Regions from separate parts of the Mus musculus genome. Here region 1 is linked to region 2. Evidence: chromatin contacts called from ENCODE POLR2A ChIA-PET data. All regions are on one chromosome and are shown on one strand. Each heading gives the region's core, a stretch centred on a gene start or an enhancer-like site at or near the end of the contact. The rest is flanking DNA. Distances are from core to core; before and after follow the strand shown. Region 1 holds the start of Med6 (mediator complex subunit 6). Region 2 holds the start of Map3k9 (mitogen-activated protein kinase kinase kinase 9).

Region 1 (6,800 bases), core at 2,875-5,374, 190 kb before region 2:
CTGTTAAGTCCATATGATGTGCCTTGTATGCATGTTTTCAGGGCTGGCTGCTTGGCACTAGACAACCGATTGGTGTGCTCTTGGCTGGGAGGCCCTCTCTCCCACTCCCAGCTTTACTCAGTGGCCTGTAACTCTTTGTTAGGGTTGAGGCCACATGTATCCCCACCAAGCGCCTGAGAGCACAACTTTCAAGAGCTGATTCTCTCCTCCACCATCGGATTACCAAGCACCTGCACAGGTACTTTTACCCACCAAGTTATCTCCCCAGCTAAAACTTTGCTTTCCTTCCAAAGGTTCTACTGTGTCTGTTACCAACCACCACGCACAGGCCAAAATAACTATTTGCTGCAAAATCTCTAGAACAACTTACTTCAAGTGCTCTAATGTCAGCCTCTGCATTTTGACCACCTCATTATTACACGTCCTGTCATAGAAAGGATTGCTTCTTTCTGAAAAGTAATCCAGGACACTGCCACTGTTCAAGATGGGGATCCAAGAGCTGTCAACCCAGGAGATCCCCAGCAGGTTATCTATGGGGGGAAAAAAACAGTTAGAAAAGAGAAATAACCTACTTTAACAAATACCTATTATGTGCTATGAATTAAAGAATGATTTATTCTGCCCTATGTACTGTGACAGTCTAATAGAAGTCAGATATGAAAAAGAAACATAGGAAGTAGTAAAGTTAGGGATAAATGAATTACAAAAGCACAAAAGGGGAAGCAGAACACTTTAAAGGGGAAATGGAAATTATTTTTCATGGGGCAAGAGGTGGATTTTGCACTGTGTTAAAGAAGAAAGGCTCACCACAAAGAAAAGAAGTATAAACTACTTCCAGGGAGATACCCAGAGGGGCTCCAGGGAGATGCTCAGAGGAGAAGTGGCAGGGGAGAGGGGAAGGCTTGGGGGAAGGGGTAGTGGGGTGGGGGGCAGTGAGTTGGATATAAAATGAATAAGTAAAAAAAATAAATTAAATAAATAAATAAAAACTATTTCCTAGTATAGAAAACTCATTTACAAAGGTATTAAAAGAACTCGGTGGTAGTGGTGCATATCTTTAGTCCCAGCACTGGGAAACAGAGGTAGACAGATCTCTGAGTTCTAGGCTAGCCTGGTCTACAAAGCAAGTTCAAGGACAGTTAGGGCAACAAAGAGAAACCCTGTCTCAAAAAAACCCAAAAAATTAAAATCCTAGAAATCCTGACTTCTTAAGTGTTGAAAACTGATTCAAAACAATTAAAACGAGCCGGGCATACACCTTTAATCCCAGCACTTGGGAGGCAAAAGCAGGTGGATTTCTGAGTTCGAGGCCAGCCTGGTCTACAAAGTGAGTTCCAGGACAACTAGGGCTACACAGAGAAACCCTGTCTCGAAAAACCAAAAAAAAAAAAAAAAAAAAAAAAAAAAAAAAAAAAGAAAAGAAAAGAAAACAATTAAAACAGCCACAACCACCAGTTTAAAGATCCTTCCACTGATCAACAGGGAATATTAGGGAGCCTTTTATTACAGATGAGAGGATAGTGTTGTAAAAGTTAAGGGGAAGATGGTAAAATCCACTATTACAGCCATACTGTTTCAGATTCAGAGTAGAATTAAACCTCAAATTCTAAAAAGATATGGTAGATCCAGGAACAGTGATGAAGACCTATAAGTCATAGCACTCTGGGATGCTGAGATAGGTGGATCAAAAGATTGAGGCCAACTTGGACTACATGTGATCCTGTCTTAAAAGATACGGTAAATTGGTTTCCTATAATGAGTTTAATTGAGCATTGGCTATGATGATGTTTCATATCAGTGCCTACTAAACACCATTATAGTTAAGTAATCAACACCCTAACATATAATACTGGATGAAAAACTTCAGCTCTTCTATACAGCTACTTTTACCATTTCTGAAGAAGTCAGATCTAGGTCAAAGTGACAAGCAATCCCGTGAAATATTAATCAAATGAGAAAAAGTTGTTACATGTTAAAACAATTTTAAAAAAAAAATCATGCTTTGTGTGTTTTAAAATAGAGGGAATGATGGGCGTTTAGGCACACGCCTTTAATCCCAGCAGAGGCAGGCAGATTTCTGAGTTCAAGGCCAGGCTGGTCTACAAAGTGAGTTCCAGGACAGCCAGGGCTACACAGAGAAACCCTGTCTTGAAAAACCAAATAAAATAAAATAAAATAAAAGGAACAAATGAAGTATATTAACAAAAATAATACCAACCATTTATATATATGTGTGTGTGTGTGTATGTGTGTGTGTATACACACAAATATATATGGGTAAAGTCACAATATATAAAACCAGGAAATAATGTTTTTGGAAAAAGGCATCTTTGCTAATGAAGAGCAACACAGGGAAAACCACGACTATGATTTAAATTTCCTAATCCTACTAACAATTCCATTTACCATAAAATGTACATTTCTTTTAGCTGCTTTAGGAAACGATAACTTTTTCCTTAAAAAAGTTTTATCTTTCTGCCATTACCAGGCATAACCATTTCATGTCCATATCTATTAACTAACCATTGGTAGGTAGGTAAGATCTATAATTATACATACAATATTATGCACATTAAATGCTTGGCACACTGTAACCCAATAACTGTTACAGTAGTAATGGTGGCATTTTCTCTGTTCTCATGGCAAATTTATATACTTTTATTACTAATTCTTTTTTTAAATTAATTTATTTTATAATTGCAAGTACACTGTGGCTATCTTCAGACAGACCAGAAAAGGGCATCAGATCCCATTACAGATGGTTGTGAGCCACCATGTGGTTGGTGGAATTTGAACTCAGGATCTCTGAAGAGCAATCAGTACTCTTAACCCGCTAAGCCATCTCTCTAGCCCCCTTATTACTAATTCTTATTCCATAACCAGAATCACAGATAATCTGCTCCCACTAAATTGTGAGTTTTTATTCATCAGGAATGAGCATAATAATCACTAAATGCTTCCAATCCATGCCTGAAGGTCAAGGCAAGTATGACTTACTTTATTATTCACAGATCTCAATCAATTTAAACAGCCTCATGTATCCATGGACATTCATCTACAAAAACTGAAATGAAAAGTCAAGTCTGAAAATAAAAGGTAAGTTGTGATCACTTCATAAACAGAATATACCAAAAACCAAGCAGATTTAACCTTCTCACTAATGCAGTCATCACTCTTCCAAGCTACCTCTAATTTCTGTCCATCCCAGAAAAGCCCTGGTTTCGTTTTGTTTTCCTTTTTTTGTTTCTAATTCTATCCCTGACTTTTACACTACTGTCAGCAGCTAAAATGATCTAGTAAAGAAATGCGTAAATGAAAAAAAAAAAAGACAAAGTCAGAATATGCCGTCCCTGTTGACTGTTCTCTCACATTTATCTTTCCAGATCTTCTCTTCTACATCTCCTCCCTATGCCAGCTTCTCTGCCATTCCTCTAAACACCAGACACATTACAATTACGCTAACAAATCTAAGTAATAAGCAATCCACTATGTACATGTATGAAATTGCCAAGAGGAAGAATGAAATATACACAAGCAAAAACAAACTGCTAAACAAAATGCTACCCGACCAAGAAGCTAGTAAGAGGTTGAGTCTCCATTCATTTATTTATTCTTACTCAATGAAAATATACCTCTACTGCTCAGCTTGCCGAAGGCAACCACTGAATGAATGATAAGTGAAAGGTATTATAGGCTAAAATTTAAAATTATTAATAAGAAGACGGGGATTTCTGTCCGGGGACCCATAAGGTGGGATCAGCCCTTATCTTATTCCACTTCTCTCTTCCGAAAAGCTATCCCTTCGCCCCGACATAACGCCCAGCATTGTGAGAGAAACCCCTAAATTGTTTCTAGTTTTTCCGCATCTACCCTTTTAAAGAGACTCGTCAGAAAACGGGAAAGCGCGACCCCTTTTCGTTAGATTAGAGCCTTAGGGTATCCAGGAGCCACTCAGAAGAACTTGAGAGACCTCACAAAAGAGGGTAACGCTGACTTCCGCAAGCTATGAAACCCCAGTAAACCACAATCTGGTAAGGGGAGCATAAAATTAATTACCTCGGATATCCACCGCCGCCATAATTCCAAAAGCGCTATAAGAGCCTCCTTCCGGCGCACAGTAAAGGCGATGACTACCGCGACGGAAGCGGAGGCTGCCGGCCGTACGGTTAGCGGGGAGGTCAAAAGTATTCACGCGGAGCGCGGCGGCAGGAAAAAAAAAAAGTGTTTGGGGGCGGGGATGAGACCTAAAGTGGGTGGAGCCGGGTTGAGCTTTGGTCGTTGGACACGGGCGGGAAAGAAGAAGGCGTGTCACAGGGTGGCGGCGGGGAGGGGAGGGGATTGGGACACGCAGAAGGATGGCGCAGGGAAGGCGGGGCCTGTAGACCTGTGGAGTAAGAAGATAAAGAATGACCCCCTCGCTTAGATGCCAAACTGCAGCTGGCAGAGGTTGTAGTAACAGAGCCAGAACAAAACAAACAAACAAAAAATAAGCAAAGCGTTAGGCCCAAACAGTGGGGAAAGTAATTTCATTTACAAGTAAAGAGGTTAAACAGAGCGCTGCCTCGTGCTCACTACTAACATTCTAAAATTCTCTAAACCAAGGCTTTCACTTGTAATCCCATCTCTCAGGAGGCAGAGCCAAGTGCATAACAAATTTGGGGCCAGCCTGGACTACACACAGAGACAGTATTTTTAAAAACCTCATGAGTATAAAAACAAACTGTTAGACTTAGGAGCTCCGTTTTTCACCTTATCTCAAGCAGAGAAAATCAAGAGACTTTGTTATTCCTGTTATTGAACCAACTAAAAACCTAAACCAGTTAAAAACCTGTAGCATTTTATGACTAAATTTCAAGAGATAGGAAGGGAATTCAGGGGTGAATTATTAACAAGATTAAAAAGAGAAAAGGAACTGGGCGTGGTGGCGCATGCCTTTAATCCCAGCCTGGTCTACAAAGTGAGTTCCAGGACAGCCAGGGCTATACAGAGAAACCCTGTCTCAAAATAAATAAATAAATAAATAAATAAATAAATAAATAAATAAATAAATAAATAAATCAATAAATAAATAAATCAATAAATAAAATTTTTAAATGAGAGAAAAGGAACGAAAAAACAACAACAAAAAAGAGAGAGAGAGAGAGAGAAGAGGAATTCCTTGAGTAGTGTCTAAACACTTGAAGGCAGGGAACAATTCTGTGATGTGAGGAAGCCATAGAAACCCACAACAGAACGTTCTGTCTCTAGTGTGGTTTTCTAAAAGCAAAATGATGGAGATGCTTACAAACAAGATACAGAAACTGAGAGGAGAACCCCAAAACCTGAAGGAAGGAACCTAAATTCACAAAACTAAGGACTACCTAGGCTCCCCCAGCATGTAACCAGAATCCACAAACAAGGCAGGAGAACCATTAATTTAACTGGGACTTTTCGACTCACAGATCAAAGAATTCCACATTTTAAATTCTCAGCATAATAAATACATCACACACACACACACACACACACACACACACACACACACACACACGTTGGTTTTCAAGACAAGATTTTTTAGCTGTCCTGGAACTTGGTTTGCTGACTAGGCTACCAAGCTGGCCTTGAACTCACAGAGATCTACTTGCCTCCGCCTCTCAAGTGCTGGTATTAAAGGTGTGGGCCACCACATCCAGAGAAAACATATTTCTTGTTCACTTCAATTTGTGAACTAGGATTTTATACCGGAAATGACAAAGAAGTGTGTCCAAACTGCTCTGCTTTTCTGTTTGGTTTGTTTCTTTGTTTTTATTCGGATAGTTTCAGCAGGAAAAGGCAAGCTTTTGGGTTTTGTTTCACTGATCTTGTTTCCTTATGTCTTTAGAAGATTAGGAAAGGCTGTGGCAACACACAGAACGTATGATAAGCCAGACTGGAGAAGTTCACTGTATTTTGCAGCCTGGCGAGGGCCCTGCCAGAGGGCTTTCTGTTTGGTTTGTTTCTTTGTTTCTTTTGTTTTTATGTGGACAGTTTCAACAGGAAACAGCAAGTTTTATAGGATATAGCTAAATAGCTTTATGTGATGCAGCCCACAGGTTAGAACATTCACGATTGGTGTGCCTGGGTGTGGCACCGCCCTGAGGACCACAGGTCCTGAGGACTTCATGCTGTTAGGAGCTCTGCTCCGCTCGCTGCCCTCACTGCCCCCTTAATCTAGGAACTGTGAAAACTCTAAGGGCAACTCCACCCCTCACTGGACAGTATCTCTGTCCCTCACAATAATAGTGCTTGTTCTTTATCAAGCATTACTGCTGGAGCAGATTAATGATATAGTTACCACTCTAGAAAGAACTTAAAGATATAGATTGTCAGCAGTGACCACCACCCTTAGAAAATATTTGGAAAAATAAAATTGTTAGTGAAGCTAGGTTGAGATGTTTTTGCTACTGGCTCTGATGTAGAACATCTTAGGTAACAATTTGAAGTTCAGAAAGGCACACTCTTATAAGGTAACCTAGGAACATTTTATGGCCAAGGAACAAGAACAATGGCAGCCCTGGCTGACGTGAGTCTCACTGAGGCTGGCTGGTGGTGGCTGATTTCTTATACTCATTTTTACCCTCAATGTCCTGATATGATTTAATAGGATTACTGATGAGAATATGTGCATTCTGCGTAAAAGTATAATAAGAATTGCTGATGAGTATATTAATTCTGAGGATTTAAAGTAGATATCACTGATTTTTATGTAAAAGTTTAGATTTGTGATTCTTTTAAGATTCTTATAAGATTACTTTTTATAAATAATGAACTAATTAATCCCC
Region 2 (7,003 bases), core at 2,344-4,843:
AACACACAAGCCTTAGACATATCTAAAAATACATCCTTACATTTGTAGGGAATTCAGGAAAAACAAATGTAAATTAAGTGGCCTTAATTCTGTGTTGCAAATAGACTAACACTAGAGTAGATGAAACATGTTAAGAGTTATGTATCTCCATGGGTGACTAACTAGGACTTTATATTTTTCACCTTGTATTACAAAGTTTGAGAGATGAGAGGGCACCCAGGTTATATAGATTTGTCATCCATGGACAGCCAACCCCTGGTACCTACACCAGGTGGGGGTTAAAAGTAGAATGTAAAATAGCTTAGGTATCATGAGAATATTTTTTTCTTTGACCAAAGATTAATTTCCCCTTCTATTCTGAATAAAGCTTGAAGCAAAAGTTTCACGTGAAAACAATACCATAAAACCAAGCCTGACTCTCCCTGCTTGACTAGACTTAGGTATTCCATTCACAGTTCTGAACCTACCACAGGCTGTAAGCCCCAGAGGGGAAGTTCAAAAGGGCAGCTCTGGGGACGTGTTCCTGTCATCAGGCTTTTCTACTCCTGATCCCGGGGGACAAGCTTGTCAATCATCTTTGTTTTCTGAGTGACACAAACTCAACTGGTGGGAAGAGCAAGCAGGTGAGACACTCCTGCCTTCTCAAAGCACCACTGTGATGTTATGGTTCCTTGACTAGCCTCACTCCTAGCCTCCCTTTACTCCTTCCATCCTTGATACTTAGTAGCCACCACTCAGCAACTACTGAGGAAAGAGCTTTGGACTGGAGCTTCATGAGCTCTCAAGCAGGCCAGTCACAAGTAAGCTGAAGGTAGAACCCTCACCAGAGCTTTCCACGCCAAGCTCCTCAAGTGAATTCCTTCCACAAGCACAAGGTCCTCCCATCTGGGATCCAGATTCAGGAATCCACCCTATGCACTGACATATGACAGGTAAGTCCTGGCCACATTACAGGGATTCATCTCTGAATGAAGCACACTGTTGACATGTCTGGCACTCCGTGGAAAGGTTCTTTTAACCTAAGTCATGTTGGCTCCTGACTGCTGTGACAGCCAGGAGCACAAGACGCTGAGGAAACCACACAGGCTGTTGTTCATGAACGTCACGTAACTTGTACATTCTCATGTTAGCTGTCCCTAAAACAGCATCACTGAACTCCACCCACTCTCAGCTGGAGGATGCTGTAGCCAGGTAGTGGTGCACGCCTTTAATCCCAGCGCTCAGAAGGCAGAGAAGGAGGTACATCTCTGAGTTTGAGGCCAGCATGGTCTACAGAGCGAGTTCCAGGACAGCCAGTACTAGGCAGAGAAACTCTGTCTCAGAAAACCAAAACTAAACAAACCAACACACTGTGTTTCCTAATATATCAGATTATTCATGTCTTTCAACATATGGTCAAGCTCATCTCCAGCACTAATTCCAAACACCATGTTGGGCCCCTTCATTGGTCTCTGTCTTACCAGCATTGCCAAAAATCTGTAGCACTCAAAAGCAATCTAAAACAACTTGCCTGCCATTTTTGGGCATTATAAACATCAAAATGTATAAACAAGAAACTGAATGAAAGGGGATATGTCTAAGGAAAACTAAAGACCTGAATCGCTTGACAGTCAAAAGGCCAAAGGGAAAAGAAGAAAACAAGAAGCTGCCATTCTATTTCAAAATCATCTTAAAGTAATGTAATTATTCATTAAAATAATTGTTCATGTAAAAATAAGTAACAGATAACTATCATAGATGAAAATTTAAAACTAAACACTCAAAGTTAGCCCTTTGTAATGGCTTCTCTTTTTTAAATCAAGTACATAAGACAAGGAACAAACTGCTACCATATATGTAAGAATGCCTTCTAACTGGAATTATGGAAATTCTTAAACGCTATAAACTGCACTTAGAGAGACTGCCATCTTCTAAACCAATCAAGAATATACAAGTGATTAAGAAATTACAATGGCAATTTAACTCGAAAGAAAGAAAGAGAAAGAAAGGAAGAAAGAAAGAAAGAGAGAGAGAGAGAGAGAGAGAGAGAGAGAGAGTGGGTGGGTTTTGCTAGGAACATGGAACGGTTCCTGGGAAATTGGTGAAAACCAGGACACAGGGAGAAAGGCCCTGGGAGGGAACCCTGGTCCTGGCCCCTGAGATTTGGCCAATGCCAAATATAGGCAAGGATCTAGGGTGGAAAAAAAAAATGTGTTGTGTGAACAGTATGGCTGTATGGGACAAGGACTTAGCCACTGTACCTGCTGATCCTGAACTCCCACGAGGGACAGACATACTTTCTCCCTCTAATTATTTCTCCACTCATAACTTTGCCCCCTCCCCTTGTACACACCTTTCCTAACATAATATTCGGCAAGATTCCTCAGGGTACAACTTTGAAATACAGTACGAGAACCCAAGAAACCAACACGAGATTTCAAAGGCACCTGACTCCTGAGTTCACACACGCTTCCGGGACTTGTGAACCTGCCCAGGCAGGCGGGAGGCACCTCCACTCCTCTCTAGACAAATACCTTTAAGAGGCGGAGACAAGAAACAGAAAAGGTCCGCCGGGTCCTTGATTAGGGAACTAAGGTTACTGGTGACAGTAACCACCTGCTCTCCAAAACCCTTCCAGATCTGGAGGGGCACAAGGGGCGGGGGGGGCGGGGGGGGGTAAGGGGTTGGGACGTAAGGAGACTCCTGCTAGGGTTTCAAGAGTTGCTACTTGAGCGAGTCAGATGACGGTGAAGAAGCCCGGTGTTCCAGGCAGGGCCTGCGACTCTGGAGCTTCTGGGTAGCACCAGCTAAAGCCCCTGCAGCCAAAGTGCCCACCCATGCCCGGGCCAGTCGCTCCCCACTCGGGACTGCTCTTCGCCCATCCTTAGGCCTCAGCCCCCCGTCCCCACCGGGCACCGGTGCCCGCCTTCTTACGCTGAATGGGCGGGTAGCAGCTGGGGTCCTCGGCGCCCGGCTGGCAGCGGCTGGAGAAGGCGCTACGCGGGGTCACGTAGTTGCTGGGGAAGATGCCCACCCGCTGGTTCAGCTGTCCGGTCCACCAGCCCTCATCGCCGGACACCTGCGAGTCCTTGGACAGCACCTCTACCACATCGCCCAGCCGCAGGGTCAGCTCGTCCTCGCCCGCCGCCTCGTACTCGAACACAGCCGTCCAGTAGGGCAGCGCGGCGTGAGATCCCAGCTCGGCCGCCGCCTCCTCCTCGTCCTCCTCCTCTTCGGCCCCAGCGCCCGTGGCATCGTCCCCCGGCGGGGCGGCAGTGGCACTCGCCAGGCAGCCGAGAAGCGATCTGGAGGACTCCATGGAGCGGCTGGTCCATAGGGTGCGGGGCGGCCGCCCGCGGGAGCCGCCGCCGCCTATTGTTCATGCGGCTCGGCAGCGCTGGGGGCTCCGCGCCCCCGACGGCCGCCGCAGGTAGGGCCCGAGCAGGCTGGGCGCGCGAGAGTCGAGGACGCCCGGTGCGCACCGCGAGCGCGCACCGCGGACAGGGGCGCGGCGCAGTCCCGGCCGCCTGGCGCCCCCGCGGGCGGCCTCGCCCCTCGGCGGCTCCCACCTGCTCGTGCCGCCCGTGCCCGCCGCCCGCTGGCCGCTCCCTCCCCTCCCCGCCCCGTGCGCCCCGCCTCCCGCACGCCCGGGACCACCTGACGCGAGCCTGGCTCCGCCCCAGCCCTGCGGACCCGGGGGCGGGGCCTCCAGGATGGGCCCGCCTCCACAGCCAACCCATCCTCCCATTGGCCCGCCGCGGCTGTCCGTCTCCTGAGGGTGGCTGAGACCTCATTGGGTGGCTCCCGAAGGTGAGACCCAGCGTGCGTTCGGACAGTCCGAGCGGGCTGCGGAGCCCTCTGTCTTTTGTCCGCGCCGTTTGGTCCTACGGGCTGCGCCAATTCCCGGTTCAGATGGATCTGCTGTTCCCCTATTTGGCCACGGGGACCAGCTTACGTCCACTGTCGCCGCTACGCACACACTCACACCCCGGAACCTTATGGCTAGCGATGGAAGAACTCTTTCGATTGCTCTGCTGGCCTTAATGAAGACTGTGTTCATCTTTGTAAGAAGAAGTTCCTGGCCATTGTTATTAGAATTCCGAAAGGGGAGGTCTCCTAGTGGGGCTTCCGCAGGCTCGGGAAGTCATGCGGAACCAGCTAGTTTGCGCTTGCCTTGTGAAACTGGCTATATCTAGGACCCTGGTGACTGGATACCCAGTTTCCAAAGACTAAAGGAGTAAAGGCGGGTGCTGCCTGCCATTCTTGGGCAAGGGCTGACCTATGCTATGTCTTTTTGTTACCTGCCGCCACCACCCCCAAGGACCTTAACCTCTTTTACATGTTTTTAAGCCTGTCATAGCAATGGCTTCCATATTTCAGCCATGGTAACTACCAAACTGTATTTCCAAGACAGGCATTGATGTGATTTGTGTAACAAGAGTCAGTACTTCATTGTTTATTTGCTCATTTGTGGTTTTGAAGCAAGATCTTACTGGGTAGGCCATACTGGCCTCTCATTATCTCGCTGCCTCAACTGCCCAAGTCTTGGGATTACAGGCGTGTGCCAATGTGCCCCACCAGACCATTTTTGTTTCATTTTAATTTGAAGTTTAATATTAGGCAAACTGGAGCAATTTGAAAAAATAGCGAGGCAGCTACATGACCTTGGGCAGGTGCCATCTGTTTATCCTTGAAGTGAAGACCGTGGAGGGAAAAGCCTCCTGTGTTTTAGTTTTGGACATCCAGTGATTTGCAAGGGGCTGTGACTACATTGTAAAGGGAGACACTGTGCACATTTAAGGTCTTGGGAAAGGGATGAGATGGTACTGTTCAAGGAGCATCCAGACAGTCCTGGGGACGGAGATCCGGAAGTAAATCCCCTAACGCAGTCAAGTTTATAGGAGGGTCTAACATGTTCAATTCCTGGGAGGGTCAGTAAACTGGGAAATACATGCGTGAGTCTGGATAGATTCTCTTGATAGAAGCCACTCTGCCTACAAGAGGATGGGAAAGGGAAAATAGTGTTTAAACAAATATTTTATTTAATAAAATTTTCATGTGTGTGAGAAAGGAGTCTTACAAAGTAGATAACACACACACACACACCCTGGAGGGGCTGTAGAGATAGATGGCTTGGTGGTTGAGAGCATTGACTTCTCCAGAGGACCCAGATTCCGTTCCCATCCCCCACTATGGCACCTCCTGTAACTTCAGGGGAAATGACATACTTGACTGGTCTCTATGGGCACTAGGAATGCACATGGCGCGCACACAGGCAAAGCACTCAAGCACAGAGAATGGTTTTACAAAGATGAAAACTGGAAAGGAGGATGTTAACTGGGTCTTCAAGTCGTACAATTATTGATGGATTGCAGCTTTTTGAATTGTCATTTTTCTCCCCTACTCACGCGTGGCCATTTCCACACACCTCTTCTCCCTGGAGGAGCAGATGAGAATAGTCCTGGCTCCCTAAGAGTAAAAGAAAAAAAAAAAAGAATGCCCTGCTCAATTTAAATATTTAATGCTCCAGCAAGTGCTTAGAGCCTCATGAAGAGTCACTCACCAAACATTCCAAAAAGTCACTCTCTAAATATTTGTTGAATGGATAAGTGCTAAGAACTCAAACTAGGGAAGATCCTTCAGACCACAGTTGCCTAGCAGGGCTTCATGGTAGAGAAGCAGAAACAGAACCGGTCCCAGAGAGGTACGGGGGGTGGGGGGGGGAAGAGGATAAGAAAGAATGCTGGAAACCTACTGAGGTTGGGTTGCAGAAGGCTTGGTAGCTATTTGATTCACATTAATAATTATTTAATTGATCATTTGAAATGATTTAATAACAAAGGTGTTTGCCATAAGGGCAGCAACCGGTCTGACTTGTTCCTTATAGCTTTCCTGGCGTCTCAGAACGCCTGGCACATAGCTAGTCACCTCTCTGGACAGTCACACCTGGTGGCTGGCTTGGCTATAAGCCTAGGAAGTCTGGGTTTTGTTTAGCAGACCAAGGTTATCACAGGGCCAGGGAAATGGTTCACTGGGTAGGAGTGCCTGCTCCACAAACATGAGTACCTGAGTTCAAATCCCTAGCACCTGTGTAAGAAGCTAGCCGTGGCTGTGGGTGCCTGTAACCCCAGCACTGTAGAGCAGACAGGCTGAGACCTCCCTGTCTGGCCATCCTTGCTGAATCATTAGGAGGCTATGAGCAGGGCTTTGGGGTAAAATAACTGAGAGTTTGCCACCCTTGCGTTCCTCAGCTGGGAGTTGAGGAATGTTAGCCAGAAAAGCAACATTTTCTCTACCACACTGGAAAGAAGAGCATCAAGCAGGAAAAGACAGGTGTCCATCAGTGATAGCATTAAACTTAGATCAGATCCTGACTGTATCCCGAAAAACAATCTACCTCTGTACGAGACAAGATTTTATTACTTGTTGTTAATTATACATTAATTATATATGTTCACTAAGTAATTATATTTTGTTCCATTAAATATTTATATGTTTCCTTATGACACTTTCATACTTGTATATATTTTTATCATCAATCTCCATTACCCTCTCTTGTTCCCTCCCCATTCCCAACTAGTCTCGCTTCTATATTCATCTTTGTGTGTGTGTGTGTGTGTGCATGTGTGCATGTGTGTGGTATGGGTGTATGATGTGTGGTGTGTGTTTGTTTGTGTGTGGTATGTGTGTTTGTGTGTGTGTATGTGACCTATTCAGTCTCCTTAGAGTTGCTTACAGGAACATGAGGACTACTTACAGAAGTCCGAGCACCTTTCCCTGGCTACCTCACTGAAGAAAACAGCAAGACAAGTTTTTGGTGCTGGTTCCTCAATTGTATGGTAGCAGAACATGCCTTCCGTGGGTGTTATAGAGTTAAACAAGACAAGCCTCTCAAAGCATGCTGTTTAGCGTCAGCGACCGTATTTCTTTTTCTCAGATTCCACCCTTTAGCAGCACCTTAGAACGTAGTAGGTCTTGACTGGAAACTAGGGTCGCTCTCAAAAAATGAGAATTAAACTAGAGT

What was found. ChIA-PET counts read pairs that join two places held with the same protein, here RNA polymerase II (POLR2A).
Region 1: POLR2A ChIA-PET joins it to region 2 with 26 read pairs in embryonic stem cell. The contact joins the promoter of Med6 here to the promoter of Map3k9 in region 2. POLR2A ChIA-PET finds 5 or more read pairs at or near these places in 3 of 5 experiments (Patski and embryonic stem cell).

Annotation. Positions count from the first base shown.
Region 1 is chr12:81,590,884-81,597,683 of GRCm38, forward strand. Med6 (mediator complex subunit 6) reads right to left here and starts at 4,125. Exons shown (of 8, transcript NM_001347384.1): 1 at 4,057-4,125; 2 at 371-530. The coding sequence starts at 4,078.
Region 2 is chr12:81,777,577-81,784,579 of GRCm38, forward strand. Map3k9 (mitogen-activated protein kinase kinase kinase 9) reads right to left here and starts at 3,594. Exons shown (of 11, transcript NM_001174107.1): 1 at 2,914-3,594. The coding sequence starts at 3,298. Gm46366 (a long non-coding RNA gene) reads right to left here. Exons shown (of 3, transcript XR_001780649.2): 2 at 5,388-5,448; 3 at 4,444-4,973.